Regions from separate parts of the Homo sapiens genome. Here region 1 is linked to region 2. A link is a contact called in ENCODE Hi-C or POLR2A ChIA-PET data. All regions are on one chromosome and are shown on one strand. The core of a region is the stretch at or near the end of the contact, and the rest is flanking DNA. Distances in the headings are between cores, read along the strand shown.

Region 1 (4,680 bases), core at 1,968-4,467, 150 kb before region 2:
TCTCAGCCTCCCAAAGTGCTGGGATTACAGGCGTGAGGCACAGCACTGGCCAATTTTATTTATTATTATTATTTTTTAAATTATTTTTTATTTTTATTTTTGAGATAGTCTGTCACCCAGGCTAGAGTGCAGTGGCTGCAGTCACTGCAGCCTCCACCTCCTGGGTTCAAGCAATTCTCCTGCCTCAGCCTCCTTAGTAGCTGGGACTACAGGCACACGCCACCACACCCAGCTAATTTTTGTATTTTTAGTAGAGATGGAGTTTCACCATGTTGGCCAGGCTGTCTCAAACTTCTGACCTCAAGTGATCCACCCGCCTCGGCCTCCCAAAGTGCTGGGATTACAGGCATGAGCCACCGTACCTGGCCTAAAATACTGGTTTTTAACCTATGAAGTTGGCAATGATTTTGAAAAATTGTAAAAGTTACACAGTGTTTTGGAAAACTAGGACTATCAGGTGATTGTGCTGGGAAGGCAATCTGTATATATGTGTGTATATGTTGTGTATGTGTATATTTGTGTGTCTGTATATATGTGTGTAGGTATATGTATACATATGTGTGTATGTGTATTATGTATTTAAGTATATGTATATTAGTGTGTTTGTGTATGTGTGTAGGTATACACATACACATACACAGAGTATATATGTTTCAGAAGAGCCTTAAAATACTGATATCCTATTGATCTAGAAATTCAACTCTTCAAAATTTGGCATAAGGAAATAATCATTGATGTTTATGGGATGTTTTGGCTATAAGGATATTTATTACTCACATTCCTTATAATAATGAAATACTGGTAGCAATATTTATGTCCAACAGTAGGGGTTGGTTAAACATGATGGTCTAACCATATAGTGGGATGCTAAAATTCATGTTAAGTGTACGGGCCACGGGAAAGTTTCTCCTTGCCCTCTGAAGATTTACTGAAAAATCAACTCACAAAAAGCAGATTAATTGAAGAAAAGGCATACAAATTTTATGAATGTGTGCACAGGGAGAATTACAGAATGATTTCCCACCACCCAACAAGGTTCAGAAGCTTGTAGACCATCTTGGCAAAACAACTTACAGGAGGGGAGAAAGAGGAATTCTTTCAAGGGGCAATAAAGGATTACTAGGGAGAAGGAATGGATCAGGGCACAGAGATTAACTTGTACGCTATCCTATGAAAGGGTCTTTTCAGGTGTGGTTACATTCTTGGTCTTACAGGGAGGGCAAGAAAAACAGTTGTTCTCCTTGGAGGGTCTGGACTTTAAGCAGATAAAGACATTTTCTGTTTTGGGAGAAACCAGTGGGGAGGGAGATCAGAGAGACCTTGAGACTTCTTCAGTTCAGCTTGTTAAAGTGCCATATTTTGGGGTTATTGGTTTCTGAACCAGATTTTATGTCAGTAAACATGTATTCCTTATGTTTAAAAGAATGCTTATTTAGGCCAGGCATGGTGGCTCACGCCTGTAACCCCAGCACTTTGGGAGGCTGAGGCAGGCAGATCACCTGAGGTTGGGAGTTTGAGACCAGCCTGACCAACATGGGGAAACCCTGTCTCTACTAAAAATAGAAGAATTAGCCAGGTGTGGTAGTGGGCGCCTGTAGTCCCAGCTACTGGGAGGCTGAGGCAGAATTGCTTGAACCCGGGAAGTGGAGGTTGCAGTGAGCCAAGATCTCGCCATTGCACTCTGGCCTGGGTGACAGGGCAAGACCCTGTCTCAAACAAACAAAGAAAAAATTCTTTTAGTTTGATCTCCTTCATTTCATTACTCCCTTGAATCAGGCATTTAGGATTTAGGATTTCCCATTCCTCAAACTCTTCCTAACTCTGGTCCTCCTGGATTTGTCCTTATTTTGGGTGTCACAAGTTCGCGTGGCTTTACCTATCAGCTCCCATTTACAGAGCATTAATTATCTTCTGAACTCAAGGTAGCAGTTATGAATTTCTTTACCGAAGAGGACAAGGAGGCTCAGAAACATTGACTGGATTCTCCCAGGAGGAAAAGAGACCATGCATCACGCAATGTTTACTAACATTTAAAAATAGTTACAAATGTTTACAAATATTAATTCATTTAATCTTCACAGAGAGGAAGGGACTTATTTTTAGCCTTATTTTTCAAATAAGGAACTGTGGCCCTGGAAAGGTTCTATCTTGCAGGGGCTCCTGGGGCTGGTAATTGGTGGAGCCCAGATTCCAACACAGGTATTCTGGCTTCAGAGCTAAGGTTTTAATCACTGCTTTGCTGTCTTGTATTCTTAATAGTAGTAAACATTTTTAAATAGTGGTTGTTAATGATATTTTACTTTTAACTTTAATTTTATTTTTAAAAATGAAACGGGCGGGGCGGGCAGGGGGTCATCTCAATATGTTGCCCAGGCTGATCTCAAACTCCTGGGCTCAATCGATCCTCCTGCCTCGGCCTCCCAAAGTGGTGGGATTACAGACGTGAGCCACTGCGTTCGGCCAGTGATATTTAATATAATACTAAAAATGTTATCAACAATGGTTTACATTGTCCAGAGCTTTTTATTAAGCATTTTCACTTAGATCATTTTTGGAAACTCATTTTGCAGAGAGAAGAACTGAAGCTGAAAAATCTACCTGCCTAAGGACTCATAACTTGTAAGAATAGTTGTGAAACCTCACTGGAGGAACTGCAGATTCATTATTTTTCTTAATAACACACTATAAAGAATAATAAAAGTGCTTCGCATTGCCTAGAGCTTCACAAGGCCACTTTATACACATTTTACAATGGGTACCGTCTCAGAGAGGCCAGCAACTCGTCCAACACAGCACTGCAAGTAAGAAGTAGGAAAGTTATTGTTTTGCTTAATAATAAGGCCTTACGCTTCAGGGCTAAAGAAAAGCCTTTTCTTACAGAAATTAAACTCCAATTACAGAAAGGTGTGAAGTTCAGTAAGGCCCTGGGGCAGGTTATCCTACAGCTTTTGGCACCGCAGGCACCGCCCGGCGAGTTCCGGCCTCCAGGCACCTGGGCAGGTGGGCGTTGGGCGGGCTGCGGGCTGACCTGGGCCGCCCCGCCCCCACCCCGCCCCAGCTGTCCCCGGGCTGCTCCGAGAGGACCCCGGGCCCACCTTACCCCACCTCACCCCACCTCCACCCCTGGAGCGCGTCCCGGAGCGGGCGGGCGGCCGGCGGGCCAGGCCCCTCCCCGGCGCCGAGCCGCGGCCGCGCGGAGGAAGCGAAGGAGGCGGGAGCGGAGACCTCGCTGCGCTCATGGCGTCGCCCGGGTGAGTGCCGCCTCGCAGGCCCTGCGCCCCCGCGGCTGCCGGCAGGAACGGGAGCGGGACCCGGAGCGGCTCTGGCCTGCGGGCTCTGGTCTGGGATGCGGCCCGGACCCGGCCAGGGGCGCCCCCGCCCGCCAGGCCCACCAGGCCCACGGCCCGCTCGCGCCGACCTTGGGCGGACCGGCCGCGCGGGCGTGGGGGGCGGGCGGGGGCGCCGGCGGAGGACAGCGGTCCCCCGGGATGCGGGGGTCCGGGTACGCGGGCCTAGGGGATCCGGGGAGGGCGCGAGGCCCGGAGGTGCCCGGGGCGCGGCGGGAGCGAGGGCCCGGCGAGCGGCTGGGGAACCGGGGTGCGGGTCCTCGCCGCGGCCCGGGGCAACCCGCGGAGGCCTGGAAATGCTTCGCTCCGGCGCCTGGTATCGATGTTCCTGGGTTTTAAACTTGCTCGCGTTGGGAGTGGACGCTTGTTTGCCGCGTCGTTGAGACGTACCCAGAATGTCAGGATCCGGGCAGATGCAGACCCTTTGCTGACAGCCGGAGAGCCGCTCCGGGATCTCCTTGGTCGGGGCCATTGCCTACCGGCCTGCCTTGGGGTGGCTGCGCTTATTTTGATATTACCTCTTTTCAACTTTTTTGATTTAAATGTTATTCCTTTTAGGAAATGATGGCGACACATATAGTTTGTAATTTTTGAGAAAAAATTCTCACTTGGCAAACTAAAACCTCAGTAATTCATTATTTTTTTGTTTTTTGTTTTGATAATTTTACTAGTACTGAAATTTGGGAATGACAGTCCAACACTTTCATTTTACAAAGAAAGAAATTAGGCTCAAGGTCATCGCTTTAGTTGTTAAAATTCTTCTTTGACTGTTACCCATCATTCAGAGGGTCTTGGATCTAGTGGCTGTGATAGCCATTCAGAACAGTTCCCAAAGAGCTTTACAGGTGTGTGTTCAGTGGTAGGGGTGGGGAGGGGACGGTGCTAAGGGGCCGGGATCATGGATTTCGTGCCTCCTCCAGATGAGGCCTGAGCCATGCCCTGGGGTGATTTGGCTCAGTACAGTGGGCCTGAATGAAGCAAGCTGAATTTGAACCCCGCCTGCTGTCTTTCTAGGCTTTGGGGCAGTGGTCATTTCCGGGACCAGGCCTTTTCATTGCCAGCTGACTACCCAGCACTTTGAGCTCATGAATAGAGTAAGCAGGGAACCATCCCTGGGAAGGCCAGGCTGATTGACCTAGGGGTTCAAGGTCCTGCAGCATTCCTTTCCCCCTTGTCAGGAAAGGGTGGGCAGAGCCTCCTGGAGGCAATGTTGAGGGTGGCTGAACCTGTGTGGGGCTGCCCTGAACGAAGCTTTAAAAAAAAAAAAAATAGTGGTGCATTTGGTGCCCAAGTACACTACTTTGTAGACATGGGTCAGAGGTGGACTTAATGC
Region 2 (5,116 bases), core at 993-3,492:
TGGTGCGTGCCTGTAATCCCAGCTACTTAGGAAGCTGAGGAATGAGAATCACTTGAACCCAGGGGGCGGAGGTTGCAGTGAGCCAAGATGGCGCCACTGCACTCCAGCCTGGGCGACACAGTGAGACTCCATCTCAAAAAAAAAAAAAAAAGACTCAAGAGGACATTGTCAGGAACTAAGCTCCCCTGTCACAAAGGCACTATATTCAGTGTTTTTTTTTTTAAATACACAAAAAGGTATACACTGTCCATTAATGGAAAGTTTCACTATTTGATTAAAGCTTAATTTGAAGCTGAGTAATGCAATGTCTTTTTCAAATTCCAAAATACATGGCTATCAACTTATTTCTAAAATCTTAAATATATGATTTACCACAAAAAACAAATGGCCCAACCTGTTACTACTGATAAATATATGATCATGTCATCAGAGTCCTGGATACGCCAAAGAGAATCAGAAATGAAAATGCGCGCAGCTCCTGCACAGTGGGATTCCCTGTCAGCCCACGGTTCTGATGGAGTGTCGCCTCTACATAGAAGTCAGTGCAATTTTGAGTATTTTACCAGATTTTCAGTTCTAGAAAAAATGACTGGGAGTAATAAGCAGTGTAGATCAAAAACTAAATACAATTATAACAAAGATGAAAATTAATAGATGTGGCCCAAAGTGGCAAATCTTTGACTTTAATCACATGCTAACTGGATAGGCAGGGGGTACAAAGAATAAAAAAGTAAAGATCGGCCGGGCGCGGTGACTCATGCCACGCCTGTTATAATCCCAGCACTTTGGGAGGCCGAGGCGGGTGGATCACCTGAGGTCAGAAGAATTGCTTGAACCCAGCAGGTGGAAGTTGCAGTGAGCCGAGATCGCGCCACTGTACTCCAGCCTGGTGACAGGGCGAGGCTCTGTCTCAAAAAAAAAAAAAAAAAAAAATTACATATGAAATGTGGGAAAACACACTGAGAATTATTCCTAAAAAAGTTGAAGTATAATTAGAGACCCTATTGTAATTTTTAGCTCTCTGGCTACAGAATTTCCCTTCTGATACTTTGTCTAACATTTGACTTGTTTTTCTGGAATGCATCCCGTTAAGGGAAGGATGAGCATATTTATCAATACAATCTTTTAGGAAATAATTAGGAATATACCAATACCTTTATTTCCATAATTTTAATATCTTCTTGGGAATCGTACTATAGAAATTACATTAATGATGGAAAAACTTTCAGCACAGTATTGCTTCCTTTGTAGGTGGTGATGATGACAGCTAACATTTACTGAATCCTTCCCATGCTGAAAACCCTATTGTAAGCTATTTATGTTCGCTAAGTCACTTATTCTTCAGGGCTATCCTACTAAGTAAGCATTATGATTACCCCCACTTTTACAGGTGAGAAAATCGAGGCAACAAGAGGTTGGTTAACGTGCCCAAGATCAGATCGCACAGCGGTATAATAGGATGGAAAACTCCTATCACATAATGAACGTTAAGTGAAAAAAATTAGTATCCAAAACTGTAAGTCTGATGTCTCATTCTTTTTATAATTTAAGTAGTTTATAAATACCCTCATTATTAGCCATATTTCTGAGCACTTCATATGTAGAGTGCACTTTACAGAACACTGTCATGTAACCCTCACACCGTCTACGAAATAAGTGATAGTTTCCAGTTTCCAAAAACGAAAGCGGGGCTAGGAGAGGCCAAGTGCCTCGCGTGGCGCCTCAGGATTCGCCCCAGCGGAGCAGACCCCAGGGCATCCCAGGCGGGTCCCGGCCGAGCTAGCGGCCCTGCGGTGGCTACGCCCGGGCCCAGCCGCTCGCGCTCCTGGAGCCGCCGGACTACGCGGCACGCGGACGCCGAGCCTGCCCTCTTGGGTCTACATAAAAACCGAAACTACGGGCAGTCTTAACCGAAATGGAGACTTAATTTTTTAGACTGTCTTTTGTGTAGTTGAGAAAGCCCCTTGCCGGGACCCGCGCTGCTGGGCCTCCGACCGCGTCCTCACTCCGGGCCCGGGCGGGGCGGGGCGGGGCAGGCGGCGCCCAGGCTGCGTCCCGGCTCTGGCGGCCGCGGGCCCGGGCCTCCTGCGGGCCTGGGGCTTCGAGCTCAGGCCCTAGCGCTCTATGGAAGCCGCGCGCGACCCCCGCTCCCCTGCGCGCGACCCCCGTTCCCCGCGCGCGCCTCACCTGACGCGGGCACCGCTCTCCGTGCAGCCTCCGGGCGCCACCGGCTTTGCGGACCGGGGCGGGATCCCAGCTCCGATTGGCTGCCCGGCTGGGGGGCGGGGGCCCCGAAGCGGGGTGGCGGAGACCGGGAGGGGACCGGAGGCGGTGGGGAAGGGAGTGGACGGAAGGGGAGGGAGGGTCCCGGCCTCGTGCGGTCGCGCGTGAGATCCTGGCCTCTGTGCCCTGGGTCTGGCGCCTGGGGCCGTAAGAACCGTCCGTGCGCCTGCCCTGTTCTCTGCACCCAGCTTGGTGGCGAGGGGTGGGTGGTGGGTGCCGGCCGACCGGAGGGCGTATGGAAGTGGCTGGGCCCCCTCACGGTGTGCCTGGCCCCCTCACGGTGTGCCTGGCCCCGGCGTGGGGGGGGCAGGCCCGGGGGGTGTCGCATCTCTCTTATCCGCCCCCCACTCACCACGTAGAACCCACTGGATCCCATTGGTATTTAGTGGCCCCGGGCCGACTGAACTGGCGCCGAGGCTTACCTGAGTCCTTCCTGTAAATGTGAGGAGCGGAGGGAATATTCCAGGAGGCCGGTGTCTGCGATGTCCTGCTCTTGGGTAGCTAGGAAGTAGTGAACGTGGTCTAGGGAACTGCCTGGGCTCTTATCCACCTGGGAATGGGTTTGTTGGGGATCCTGATGTGGGAGAAGCCAGGGAGCTTCTAGCCTAGTGGGGCTAGGGGAGAAAACAGGGAGAGGGGTGGATTAGGCTGAAGGAAAGAGATCTCTGATCTTAAAGGCAGCGTTCTGACGGGTAAGGTTGACTGGCATTTTCCCCAACAAAGAGTTCTAGTACCGTATTCCATGACCTGACAAGCCTGTTTAAGTGAGGTTTTGTTGAGTGCAAAGAGAGAAGGCTTGGCTTTGAATTTTTATCTCCAGGCGGGACCTGCCTCCTGAACTCCATACTCCTCTATCCAGCTGCCTCCTTAATACCTCCTCTTGGATCTCTAAAATACATTTCAATCTCAACACATCCAAATCTGTGCCCCTGATCTCTTCCCCATAGCATCACCATCTCGATGGCAACTCCATCTTCCAGTTGTCAAGGCCAGAAACCTTGCTGTTTCAGAAACCTTTCTCTCACATCCCACCTCCAGGGCCCAAAAATTCTGTTGGTTGGATCTCCCTAGCATACCCAGAGCCTGACCACTTCTTACCTCTGCCTCCATCATCTGCTACCTGGGTCATGACAGTGGTCTCTTCCCTGATATCCCTGCAGCCTGTCCCCATAAAGCAGCCAGAGTGACCTTAAAAAAAGAAAGCCAGATCAAATTCCTCCTCTGCCCAAAACCTTCCCAGTGGTTTCCCAAACTCAGAGTAAAACCCAAAGCCCTGCCTGATCTGCTCCTCTGTTACCCCTACAACCTCATCTGCTACTGCCTCCCCACTGGCTCACTCTGCTCCAGTCACTCTGGCCTCCCTGCTATTTCTTATGCAAGGCAGACAGGGCTCTGCTGCAGGGTCTTTGCACAGGCTCCTGTCTGTTTGGAATGCTCGACTACTTCTCACTCTTCCTGATATTTTCTCAAATGCTGCCTCATTGAGAACTACCCTAACCACTCCATTTGAAATTGCCACCTGCCCCACTCCTGAATGACTTATTTCTTTAGCTCCTGACTGAATTTGTTTATTTAGCTTATTGTTTGTTATCTGTCTCTTCCATCCACCCCTCCCTGCTGCTGCCCCTTGGGTCATGATATGTCCTTTCTCGGAAAAATAACTGCCACTGATGAGGTACCATATTTTCACTGGCAAGGCCTAGGACATAAGCCAAACTCTGGGGTCTGATTGTGCAGTCACTTTAAATAAACCACAAGAGAAAAGAGTGATTCCCCAAAAGGACATGCTGAGTGCTGCTGCTAGGAGAAGGGATGCTGGCTAGGCAAAACCACAGATGTTCACTTGCTGAGTCAGACCAGTACACCCAGAGGAGCTTTGGGAAAGCCTGTGAGAGGGGCCCTCCATGTCCTTGAGAGCAGAATTTAAAGATGAGACCTCTAACCCCCTCACTTTCTTGTAATGATGTGTTATGAATGCATTGATTTATTTATCTTATCCTTCTAAAGTCTAGTTTTGTATTCAGTTTCTACTTTTTTGAGTAAGAGCTTCCCATTCTACAAAGTAGTGACTCTCTTCAACCTGAAGAACTTTGTGGGAGGTTGGGGGGACAGTAAGACTGCTGTAGGCCACAAGTGACAGAAACCCCACCCAAACAGATTAACAGTTAGGAGGTGTATTAAGGCTCCAGCTCCATTTCTGTGTCATTCTCTTAGCTCTTTTTCTCCTATGTGTAACAAGATATGAAAGTATAGATTTTGATTAGGACAACAAGATATACTAATGTGAAATTCTAGGAAGAGATCTCCAAAGATGTAAGAAAGAATCAGGCGGGAGCCACCTGTAATCGCAACACTTTGGGAGGCCCAGGCAGGCAGGTCGCAGCCTGGGCAACATGGTAAGACCCCGTCTCTACTAAAAATACAAAAATTAGCCAGGTATGGTGGCATATGCCTATACTCCCAGCTACTCTGGGAGGGAGGCTGAGGCATGAGAATCACTTGAACCCGGGAGACAGAGGTTGCAGTGAGCCAAGATAGCACTACTGCACTACAGCCTGGGAGACAAAGTGAGACTCCATCTAAAAAAAAAAAAATTAAAAAAATAATAAAAGTAAAAAATAAAATAAAATAAATAAATAAAAAGAAGGAATTGGAGAGTGGAAGGAGGGTTTGGTGAAGAAATCTCTGACAGAGGCCGGGTGCGGTGGCTTAATGCCTGTAATCCCAGCACTTTGGGAGGCCGAGGCAGGCAGATCACTTGAGGTCAGGAATTTGAGATCAGCCTGGGCAACATGGTGAAACCCCGTTTCCATTAGAAATACAAAAATTAGCC

What was found. Hi-C counts contacts between places; a loop is a spot of excess contacts on that map. ChIA-PET counts read pairs that join two places held with the same protein, here RNA polymerase II (POLR2A). Pooled maps may share reads with other maps.
Region 1: a loop to region 2 is called in a pooled map, with 2.5 times the contacts of the local background. The contact joins the promoter of URGCP here to the promoter of BLVRA in region 2. A Hi-C loop is called at or near these places in 3 of 50 pooled maps. POLR2A ChIA-PET finds 5 or more read pairs at or near these places in 5 of 52 experiments (HepG2, MCF 10A, PC-3 and 2 more).

Annotation. Positions count from the first base shown.
Region 1 is chr7:43,905,133-43,909,812 of GRCh38, reverse strand. URGCP (upregulator of cell proliferation) reads left to right here and starts at 3,217. Exons shown (of 6, transcript NM_001077663.3): 1 at 3,217-3,251. The coding sequence starts at 3,238. URGCP-MRPS24 (URGCP-MRPS24 readthrough) reads left to right here and starts at 3,217. Exons shown (of 7, transcript NM_001204871.2): 1 at 3,217-3,251. The coding sequence starts at 3,238. RefSeq lists silencers at 2,792-2,951, 3,012-3,441.
Region 2 is chr7:43,755,806-43,760,921 of GRCh38, reverse strand. It overlaps BLVRA (biliverdin reductase A), which reads right to left and starts at 2,242. Exons shown (of 8, transcript NM_000712.4): 1 at 2,188-2,242. It also overlaps the pseudogene LOC107986727. RefSeq lists silencers at 1,818-2,137, 2,148-2,537 and a cis regulatory region at 3,559-4,326.